Regions from separate parts of the Homo sapiens genome. Here region 2 is linked to region 1. A link is an interaction called in ENCODE POLR2A ChIA-PET data of the cell type or tissue named here. Cell type or tissue: MCF 10A. All regions are shown on one strand.

Region 1 (5,000 bases):
ACAGCTATTTCCGTTCTCTCATTCAGCGTTTACAGATTATACACAGAAGACTTTGACCTATTTGTTAATTCAACAAATCATTATTGAGCACCGACTATTTGCCAAGCACTGCTGTGGGTGTTAGGAATATGGTAACAAACAGAACACAGAAAAATCCCTCCTTTCCTGGAATCTACATCCTCGTGCAAGGCAGATAACAGAAAAATCGGTAGGATATAAAGGATGTTAGACAGTGGTATGTCCTGAAGAGAAAAAAATACGAAGGTGGGAAAGGTGGTTTATTTAGAAGGTGGTTTTTGAATAAACACCTTCAAGAAGCGAGGGAGGAAGCCGCGCGGATGTCTGGGGGAGAAGCCTTCCTGATCAAGATACCCTGTGGGAACAAATGATTTTTTCTGACAGAGAAATGGCCGGGGTCTTTCTGTCCTGCAGTTCATCATTTGGGTTCTTGTCCTTTATCACTTCCTACCAGTGGAATTTTTTTCCCAAGGAGAGTTGACTAGAGCTCTCCTGCAGAAATGTCGAAAGGCGATCATATTTTTCAATGAGAAATGAATCACTCAACATACAAGGTTTATAACATGAGGGAGACCAGGGCACATAGGGCACTCATTTTCTCCTGGGATCAGGGGTGCTGGCAGGAGAAATGTGGTTGGCTCTCTGACAGAAAGATTTGTGGAGCAATTTGTCTCTGCTTGAGGCCACAGGACAGAGAGCAGGGAGGGGGAGGCCAAATATTAGCTGAAAGAAGGGAACTCAGACCCAGGAAAAAATGAGCAAATTTTCTTCTTTATGACTGGGTATCTGCTTCTCCATGGCTATGTTTAGCATTCTACATACTGCTTGGATATAAATCCCAGCTTTTCTAATTCTTAGTCGGATAATCATAGGCAGATCACTCAATCTCTCTGAGCTTCATTTTCCATCTGTAAAATGGAAATGATAATAATAGTAGCTATCTCCTAAGGTTGATATGGAGGATTAAATGAGATTGTAGAGGTAGAGACTGTGTACTTTGTGTCTCAAACATAGCGACTGATCAGTAAGTATGCCATCATCATCACATCACTATCACCACCACCATGATCATTAGTTCCTGAGCTTAACAGGAAACAAGTTCAGGGGTAGAAAGGCATTATTCAGTACTTCTTTAAACATCAATCAGTGTCTCACAGAGCTTGGTACTGAAGATTCAGCTTAAAGGCTGTCTAGATAAGTAAACAAACCCCACGCTTTGGGAAGGTAGGAGAGGGTTAAGGATTTTCAGGAAGGTGGTTATGTACAAATGGGCTTCCTTGGCACCAGAGAAGGGGAAGGGAGAAGGAAATGGAGACGTTTTTGTGATATCAAAGTCACCTGTGAGACAGGATGCTGAGTCGATGATGACCAGGAAACTGCTTGATGTAAACGTCTGTGAAATGATGAAGAGGCCTGTGGTGAGAACCACCCAGAGGCCAAATAACCTCATGTGGCTGCATTCTGTGTCTCTTTAGTCTCAGTTTGTTCTCAGTTGCATGGAAACAACCAAAGTTGACAACCAAATCTTTCAGCTACAAATCTACCTCACAGCTCAAATCTACCTTAGAGCTAATCTGAGCGTGCAGGTGTCTCTAAAAATAACCATGTTACATTCGTTTTGTTGGGAGGCTCTGTCTAATAGTTAAAAATGCTCGCTAGCTAGTCAGGCTGAACTGACCTGAGTTTGAATCCTGGCTCTTTTTTTTTTTTTTTTTTTACTAGTTGTGTAATTCTGGACAAGGTAGATAATGTCTCTGGGTCTCAATGTTCTCATTTGTGCAGGGACATGATAATATCTACCTAATAGGGTGATTACGGAGATGAAGCGGGATAATGCAAATAAAATACTCAGCACAGTGCCCAGCACACAATAAATGCATGTTGGTGATTATGACCGAATCTTTTGTATGAATTGTTTTCTGGTTAATGGGGAAATAAGACAAAAAAATGTAGAGGAAGAGAAGGGAAATAAGAGATATGGAAAAGAGGGGCAGGATGTTAAAAGCTGATCCTGGAGACAGGTACTTGGTGATTGCCAAAAAAAAAATAAAATCCTGAGAGAGAAAAAGGATAAAGATGGCAGAGACTCAGAGGCAGAAGCTCAGCCTTGTTTTTTGCCAAGCTTTCATCCATCTGGCCTTGGCTTCTGTGCTTGCTTTTCCTTCCAAGTGGCAGCTTCCAAGCCTGACGGTGAAACCCAGGGCCGGGAAATAGAACATCTCTGGATCACCCTAAACTTCTGCACTCAGTGAAGGCATTTAAGAAATAAACATATTCTTCTTTTGCAATATAGAATTCCTTTGAGACTAATACAAGAGACAAGCCTGTCAAGTGAGTCAGCAGTGACCACAGGCTGATATAATCCAATTGCTTTTTGGCTGACAGCTCAGGCAGAGAAAAATTCACTCTGATGCAAAGGTAAATGTAGTTTAAATCTCAACACAAAATTCTGATCCTCCCTAATCAGCTTCTATTCCCAGTCTATGATGACCCCAGACACCAGAAATAGCAGAAATACCATTAATACATTTCCTACTGTTTGGGGTATAATAATTTAATCATTGGTAAAGGTAAAATGTTCAAAGGGTAGAATAATTCAGATTATTTTCAGGGTCTAAGAAAAAAAAATAGGCCAGGTGTGGTGGCTCACGCCTGTAATCCCAGCATTTTGGGAGGCTGAAGTGGGGAGATCACATGAGCTCAGGAGATCGAGAGCAGCCCGGCCAACATGGTGAAACCCCGTCTCTACTAAACAAATACAAAATTAGCCGGGTGTGGTGGTGTGCACCTGTAATCCCAGCTACTCGGGAGGCTGAGGCAGAATTGCTTGAACCTGGGAGGCAGAGGTTGCAGCAAGCCGAGATTGCACTACTGCACTCCAGCCTGGGGGACAGAGTGACAGTGTGTCTCAAAAGAAAAAAAAATGAAAAAAAGAAGAAAGAAAGAAGAAAGAAAGAGAAGAAAGAAAAAGAAAGAAAGAAAGAAAGAAAGAAAGAAAAAAAATAGAATATCTTTCCTCAGAATTGGATAATAGTAGATATTCTAGTGCACCATCCAGCACAGATGGACATACAGAAAATGAACATAAACTTGCATAAGTGATGAGATAATCTAGAAAAATACAACACATGGTTAACTATATCCTTTTTTTCTTTTATGGGAAGAATGGCTGGTCTGAATAGACTCCTATGGTGTTATGAATTCTAATCAACTACAAAACCAGAGCGAAACTGAAGTTCTAAAATGGATTTTCAGTATGATCTCTTCTGATGAGCCTTTGCAAACACAGTAATTTAAGACACCAAGTTGAAGCCTGGATCTGCATATCAAAATGTAGGGCACGCTTACTTAGGAGGAAGATCAAAGGGCAGTTTTTACATTATAGAAAAAACTAGCTTAACCCTGAAAAATAATTGCTTTTATAAAAAATTAAATCATTTGAAGTCATGTATTATGATCAACCCCATCTGTTCAACACACACACACACACACACACACACGTTTTTAGGAAAGATGAGAAATTAAATGTTCATTTCAAATTGTTGCTAAATTGCTTTCCTGAGATGTTATATCCTGGACCTCCGGGATGGCTATGATTGGAATCTGTCTGCCTTTATTTCTAACATGAAAACACCATGGCCCGCCTGTGCAGAAGGTGACTTCCCAGGTATCTGAGCACCTTGGGGAAGCTAATTTCTACAAACCGCAAAGGAACTCTCTTATTTCCCTATTCAGGCCCCTACCTTGTATTCAGCACTTTACTTCAGCCTGCCGAAGGCTGAACTTCCTTCAACCCCTTTGAGCCCTCATCTGAGGTCCATAGTTCCTTAGCTGGTATTGCTGAGGCTGTAGCACATCCTCACTCACCCCTGCCAGGGCCTCAGCTCATCACACTGCTCATTTAGCTATGAGCTTGATGTGCAGCCCAGGGTGACACTCAGAGAAAACAGAGCCTTCTCTTCTTGGTTGGGTATAATATTTAAGCTAAGGCCTATGCTTTAAGATTTGGGACTCAATTTTGCCCTTTCGATCTGTCTATATCAATACCTGAAAGCAGTTTTTCTTGAACTCATTTTACTTTGATTTTGAGATCCGCTTTTGATGCTTCTTATTTAATAAGGCACAGGCACAGGCCTACATTCATTATTTAGACTAGAACTGATTTTGCACTTGATGTTAAGAGAAAAAACTGGCACGCTTGTTCAGGGTAATTGCATAGAATGAAATGAATGCAATTTATGTAAAGCATTATTGAAGGAATAAAAAACTTCCAAGGTAAGCCTGTTAAATCATTCATTTAGTAACTGACTGACATTTGCACAGATCTGGATCCTGCGCTTTGCCAGATTTTAAAGCAAAGCAAAGAAACAATTACCTAAAAGTGGTGGTGAAAAACAGTATTGTAAGAAATCCTGGAAGGTGGATCTATTTTAAGTGATTATTCTCTCTTAAATAATGTAATTCACAGACTATGGAACTAGGCCCAGGGAATCATCTCTCAGCCTGTCTTCACCTGGCAACCTTAGGCATTCCAGCATTAGAAGATAAGTGCAATGCCAATGACACCAACCACTTCTTTTTGAATGATTATCTCTTATTCTTTTAAACATTTATATTTCATTTTATCATTAAAGTTTTTGCTATGCACGCACTACACAGGTGCAGTTAGGCTTAAAGTCTAAGTCTAGGATTCTAGCTCCTTGAGAAATACTTGTTTCTCTTTTTTTCTCTCTTTTTATTTTTTTAATTGAGACGGGATCTCCCTCTGCCGCCCAGACTGGAGTGCAGTGGTGTATCTTGGCTCACTGCAACCTCTGCCAGCCAGGCTCAAACGATTCTCCTGCCTCAGCCTCCCGAGTAGCTGGGACTACAGGCGCGACCCACCACATCCGGCTAATTTTTTTGTATTTTTAGTGGAGACAGGGTTTTACCATGTCTGCCAGGCTGCTCTCGAACTCCTGACCTCAGGTAATCCGCCCACC
Region 2 (5,000 bases), 330 kb before region 1:
GAAGGAATTTTGCAGATGTAGTTAAGGTCCCAATCAATGGACTCCAAATCAAAAGAGAGTTTGTTGTGGGCTTCATCAGGTGAGCCCTTTATAATAGGGTCCAGACTTTACCTGAAGGGAGAGATTGTAAATATGAGAGATGCTCTTACACTGGACTTGAAGCAGTTTCATGTTGTGGGGAGGGTCACGTGTCAGGAAACTGCCTGTAGGAGCTAAGGGCTTCAGTCCTCTGACCATAAAGATCAGAATCCTCCCCCCGCCAAAGAAAACAAAACCTAACAAATAGACTAGAAAAAGACTTCGGATAAGATTTCAGCTCCAGTCAACACGATGATTATCGCCTTGAGAGACCCTGAGAAGACCCAGCTAAGCCATACCTAGACTACTGACCCATAACCATAGAAATTGTGAGATAATAAATGTGTGTTGTTTTAAGATGCTAAATTTGTGATAATTTGTTATACAGCAACAAAATTAATACAAGCCCCAATCATAATTTGAGCAGGTTTCTAAAACAGAATTTGAGAAACTGATTCTAAAATTGTCTACAAAGATAAAAAGAATAACAGCCAAAACAATCTTGGAAAAAAAAATAACACATTGGAGGATCCACAGTACCTGACTTTAAGAGAGTCTATAAAGCCACAGTAATGAAGATAGTGTAGTATTAAAACAAGGGAAAAACACGTCAACGGCAAAGAAGAGAGGGTCCAGAAATAGGCCCACATTTTATATCCAGTTGAGGGGAAGAAAACCCAACCCCTCCTCACACTGGAAACAAAAATCATTTCAAGATAAATTGCAGATCTAGAGCTTCTAGAAGAAAACAGAAAAATATGTTCCTGACTTGTTAGTAGGCTTTCTCTCTCTCTCTCTCTCTCTCTCTCTATATATATATATATATATATACACACACACATATATATTTAGGACAAAGAAGGCAATAACCAAAAAATTTAAAATTTAACAAATTATAATTCATCAAAATCAAAACCTCATCAAAAGATACCATTCAGAAAAAGAAATGGGAAGCCACAGAGTGTGATATTTGCAAAATATATCTGACAAAGAACTTGTATCTAGAATACATACATAAAAAACTTACATCTCAAATAGACAATAATCCAGTGTCAATGAGGAAAATTTGTCTTTTCAGCAAATTCTGCCGGGTCAGCTGGATATCTACATGCAAAAGAAGGAAGCTGCATCCCTATCTCACACCAGACACAAAAACTAAGTGGATCAAAGACCTAAATATAAGAGTAATGACTATAAAACTCCTAGAAGGAAACAGGTGTAAATCTTCATGACCTTGGAGTAGGCACTGTTTTTATTTAGAGATGGGATCTCGCTATGTTGCCCAGGCTGGTCTTGAACTCCTGGACTCAAGCAATCCTGCCTCAGCCTCCTGAGTAGCTGGGATAACAGCTGCATGCCACTGTGTCTACTTTACACAATGGTTGATTGGTTGGTTGGTTTTTTGAGCCTGTTGCCCAGGCTGGAGTACAGTGGCTTGATCACAGCTCACTTCAGCCTCAGCCTCCCAGACTCAAGTGATCCTCCTGCCTCAGCCTCCCAAGCAGCGGGGACTACAGGTGTATGCCACCATACCTGGCTAATTATTTTTTTGTAGGGACATGGTCTTACTATGTTGCCCAGGCTGGTCTCAAACTTCTGAGCTCAAGTGATCCTACCACTTTGGCCTCCCAAAGCACTGGGATTATAAGCATGCACCATTGTGCCCAGCCTGGCAATGGTTTTTGATACAATACCAAAAGCATAAGCAACCAAAGGGGGTGAAAATCAAACAGATAAATTGGACTTCATCAAAATAAAATACTTGTGCATCAAAGATGCTACCAAGGCTGAGCATGGTGGCTCATGCCTGTAGTCCCAGCACTTTGGGAGGCCAAGGTAGGAGGATTGTTTGAGCCTAGGAGTTCGAGACCAATCTGCGCAATGTGGCGAGACCCTGCCTCTATTAAAAAAAAAAAAAAAAAAAAAACAAGAAAAGGGAAAAAAACCCACAAAAAAATACTTCCAAATCATATACATGATATAGAACTTGTATCTAGAACATATAAAGAACTCTTAGAACTGAACAATAAAAAGACAAACACCCGGCTGGGTGTGGCGGCTCATGCCTGTAATCCCAGCACTTTGGGAGGCTGAGGCCGGCGAATCGCATGAAGTCAGGAGTTGGAAACCAGCCTGGCCAACATGGTGAAACCCCGTCTCCACTAAAAATACAAAAGTTAGCCGAGCGTGGTGGCACACGCCTGTAGTCCTAGCTACTCAGGGAGCCTGAGGCACGAGAATCACTAGAATCTGGGAGGCAGAGGTTGCAGTAAGCCGAGATCATGCCACTGTACTCTAGCCTGGGCAATAGAGCAAGACTGTCTCAAAAAAAAAAAAAAAAAAAAAGTAAGGCAGACAGCAGCTGTTGGCAGGGATGTGGAATGGAGAGACGAACGCTTGTGTGCTGATGGTGGGAATGTAAGAGGGTGCAACTTCTGTGGAAAACATTTTGGAGTGGCCAGGGAAGGGCAAGAAGGCCAGTGGGGCTGCAACATGGTGAGTAATCAGACCTGAGGCAGGAGGAGGAGGCTGGGCCTGTTCATGGACAGACTTGGAGGCTCTTTGTTTTTGCAGGTGCAATAAAAAGCCAAGAGAACCACGAACCAGATATACTGGAGATAGCCTGAGAGCCCTTGCTCATGGGGGCTGAGGGTGAGAGGTATCTAGATAATATGTAGGTTTCTGTCCTGTCCAACTGGTTGGCTGGAGCTGCCGCTTCCTGAGGAAGGGAAAACAGAGAGAGGTTGTGGAGGGACATCTCGACTCCTATCTAACCAGGCTAAGTGTGAGATGCTGTGTCAGAGATGAATTACTTTCACCTTTCCCTTTGGTAAAAGAATATCCTGAGTTTTGGCACGGCTTTTGGCTTCTCAATTAAAGACTACATTTCCCTGCCTTCCTCCGCAGTATGTGTGGCCACGAGTAAGTGCTTCCAATGGAATGAAGTAGAAGGAATATGTGTAGCTTCCACGTGACAAAAATGGGACTTGGAAAGAAAAAGAAATGGAGATTATTTCCAAATCTCTGGAAGCCAACATTTTTACAATATATTCTCCTGAATTATATCACAGACCCTAAAAAAAAATACTTTTATTAGCTGGCTCTAGTTTTAATGGAGTGATTAAAAAGACCCCTGTGAGATTTGACAAAATCTGGTCTAGTCAGAATCATACTGCTTGGCTAAACAACCTTTGTCATTATGGAGATGATAATACCTGCATTTTAGCATTAAAAAAAATACATCAAAAGGTGGTTGTCAGATTGTTCAAATCTGGCAAGTTCCATGGTGCACTGAAAGGAGTTGATGCTGATACACAGTGAAAAGCTGCGTGCACGCTGTGGGCCCTTGCGCCCAGAAGGTGCGTGGGCGCTCTGCCACTCACCTGCACGTGCCAATCACAGTTCCTCCTCCGTTCGCAGGTACTGGGTACAGTCTGAAATCTTTTTCAGCTGAGCAGCGTTTAATCTTTCTGAACACATAGGACATGTGCTTTCAGTGTTTAGCATGCTGTTTAGGGGAGGGAAAGGCAGAGTAAATTAAATATATAACATTCCTTTAGCTTTGGGTTACTCTAATGAGAAAGACAACAACTTTCTGTCTACACCTCTTAACACATGTCCACCATGCAATTTGAGAATCAGAACTATTCAGTCTCATGCAAGATCCTCTTTAAAGATAATATTCTCAAAGGTCACAGGAGGTTCTTCCCAGAAGACAATTTGAGTCTTTAGAGATCCTTAGGAACACAAATAGAAGAATGCTTCGGAAGAAAAGAGGTAGAATGAAAGGCCTGTGTCGGGAGAAATCAGTGAGACTGAGTGACGTGATGCACACTTACATCTTCAATTCTGAGTATAGAGCAGGGAAGTCACAATGTGGACACACCGTCCAGTCATCTTTCAACATGTGTCGACCCTGGAAACAGGATGTTTAAGAGTTAAATTCATCTTTATTTTAAAAACTCCCACTGTTAGTCAATTTTTTTTTTTTTTTTGACGGAATCTTGCCCAGTCACCCAGGCTGGAGTGCAGTGGCACATTGTTGGCTGTCTGCAACCTCCACCTCCTGGGTTCAAGCGATTCTTCTGCCTCAGACTCCTGAGCACCTGGGACTACAGGCGTGCGCCACCATGCTTGGCTAATTTTTGTGTTTTAAGTAGAGACAGCATTTCACCATGTTGGCCAGGCTGGTCTTCAACTCCTGACCTCAAATGATCCGCCTGCCTCGGCCTCCCAAAGTGCTAGGATTACAGGCATGAGCCACTGTACCCTGCCTGTTATTCAATTATAATAATTGAATTCCAGTTATAAGTCAGACCTCTAAATTATAAAATCATTGCTATTTCACATGTGTGGGTAACAGAGAGACAGCATTAAAAGGATTAAAGCTAGGTTTTACTTATCAGATTCATGTTTAAAGGAATAATATTCAGTTTTGTGATATTACCTGAATTTAGTTTTCTTTAAAATAAAGCTTAAATTAATCCAGTGAATTATAAATAACCTGATATGTTAAAGTTCTCTGATACTAGGTCTCAATATTATAATAAAAACTACTGCTTATTAAGTGCTGCAGCCTGCCAGGATGGCACCAAGGAATTGTGTAGCTCGTCAATCTGTGGTTGATTCAGTAGGCAGGTGTTACTACAGAGGACTGAGCCCGGGATAGTCTGATCCCCGAGTCTGTGCTATTTGGTCCTGCAGTGATAGTGCCTCCACTATTATTATTTGCTTTGAATATCACCTTTAACTGTATTGACTATGAAATAAAATGCTAGATGTTGCAGGAAATTTGAGGGATAAGATTATTTTAAAAGTGAAGAAAATATTGACATACATCAAGTATTCAAATGGGTTACAAATATATATGCAAAGAAAGGGAAATTACTATAAAGGAACTCACTGTTGCAATGCAATATGGG

Evidence for each region. Peaks named below come from ENCODE experiments on the same cell type or tissue, not always from the same donor. Only the 100,000 strongest peaks of a DNase experiment are listed, where the experiment ranks them.
Region 2: POLR2A ChIA-PET joins it to region 1 with 5 read pairs; 2 of 35 experiments call an interaction of 5 or more read pairs at or near these places.

What each region holds. Positions count from the first base shown.
Region 1 is chr4:38,946,009-38,951,008 of GRCh38, reverse strand. No RefSeq gene overlaps it. Among named protein-coding and RNA genes, the nearest start is that of MIR574, 80 kb to the right of the region's middle. In MCF 10A, no CTCF peak of the experiment used is centred here; DNase peaks (open chromatin) are centred at 648 and 2,288.
Region 2 is chr4:39,277,125-39,282,124 of GRCh38, reverse strand. WDR19 (WD repeat domain 19) reads right to left here. Exons shown (of 37, transcript NM_025132.4): 34 at 4,982-5,000; 35 at 3,918-3,994; 36 at 3,462-3,586. The coding sequence ends at 3,475. Among named protein-coding and RNA genes, the nearest start is that of RFC1, 87 kb to the left of the region's middle. In MCF 10A, no CTCF peak of the experiment used is centred here; no DNase peak of the experiment used is centred here.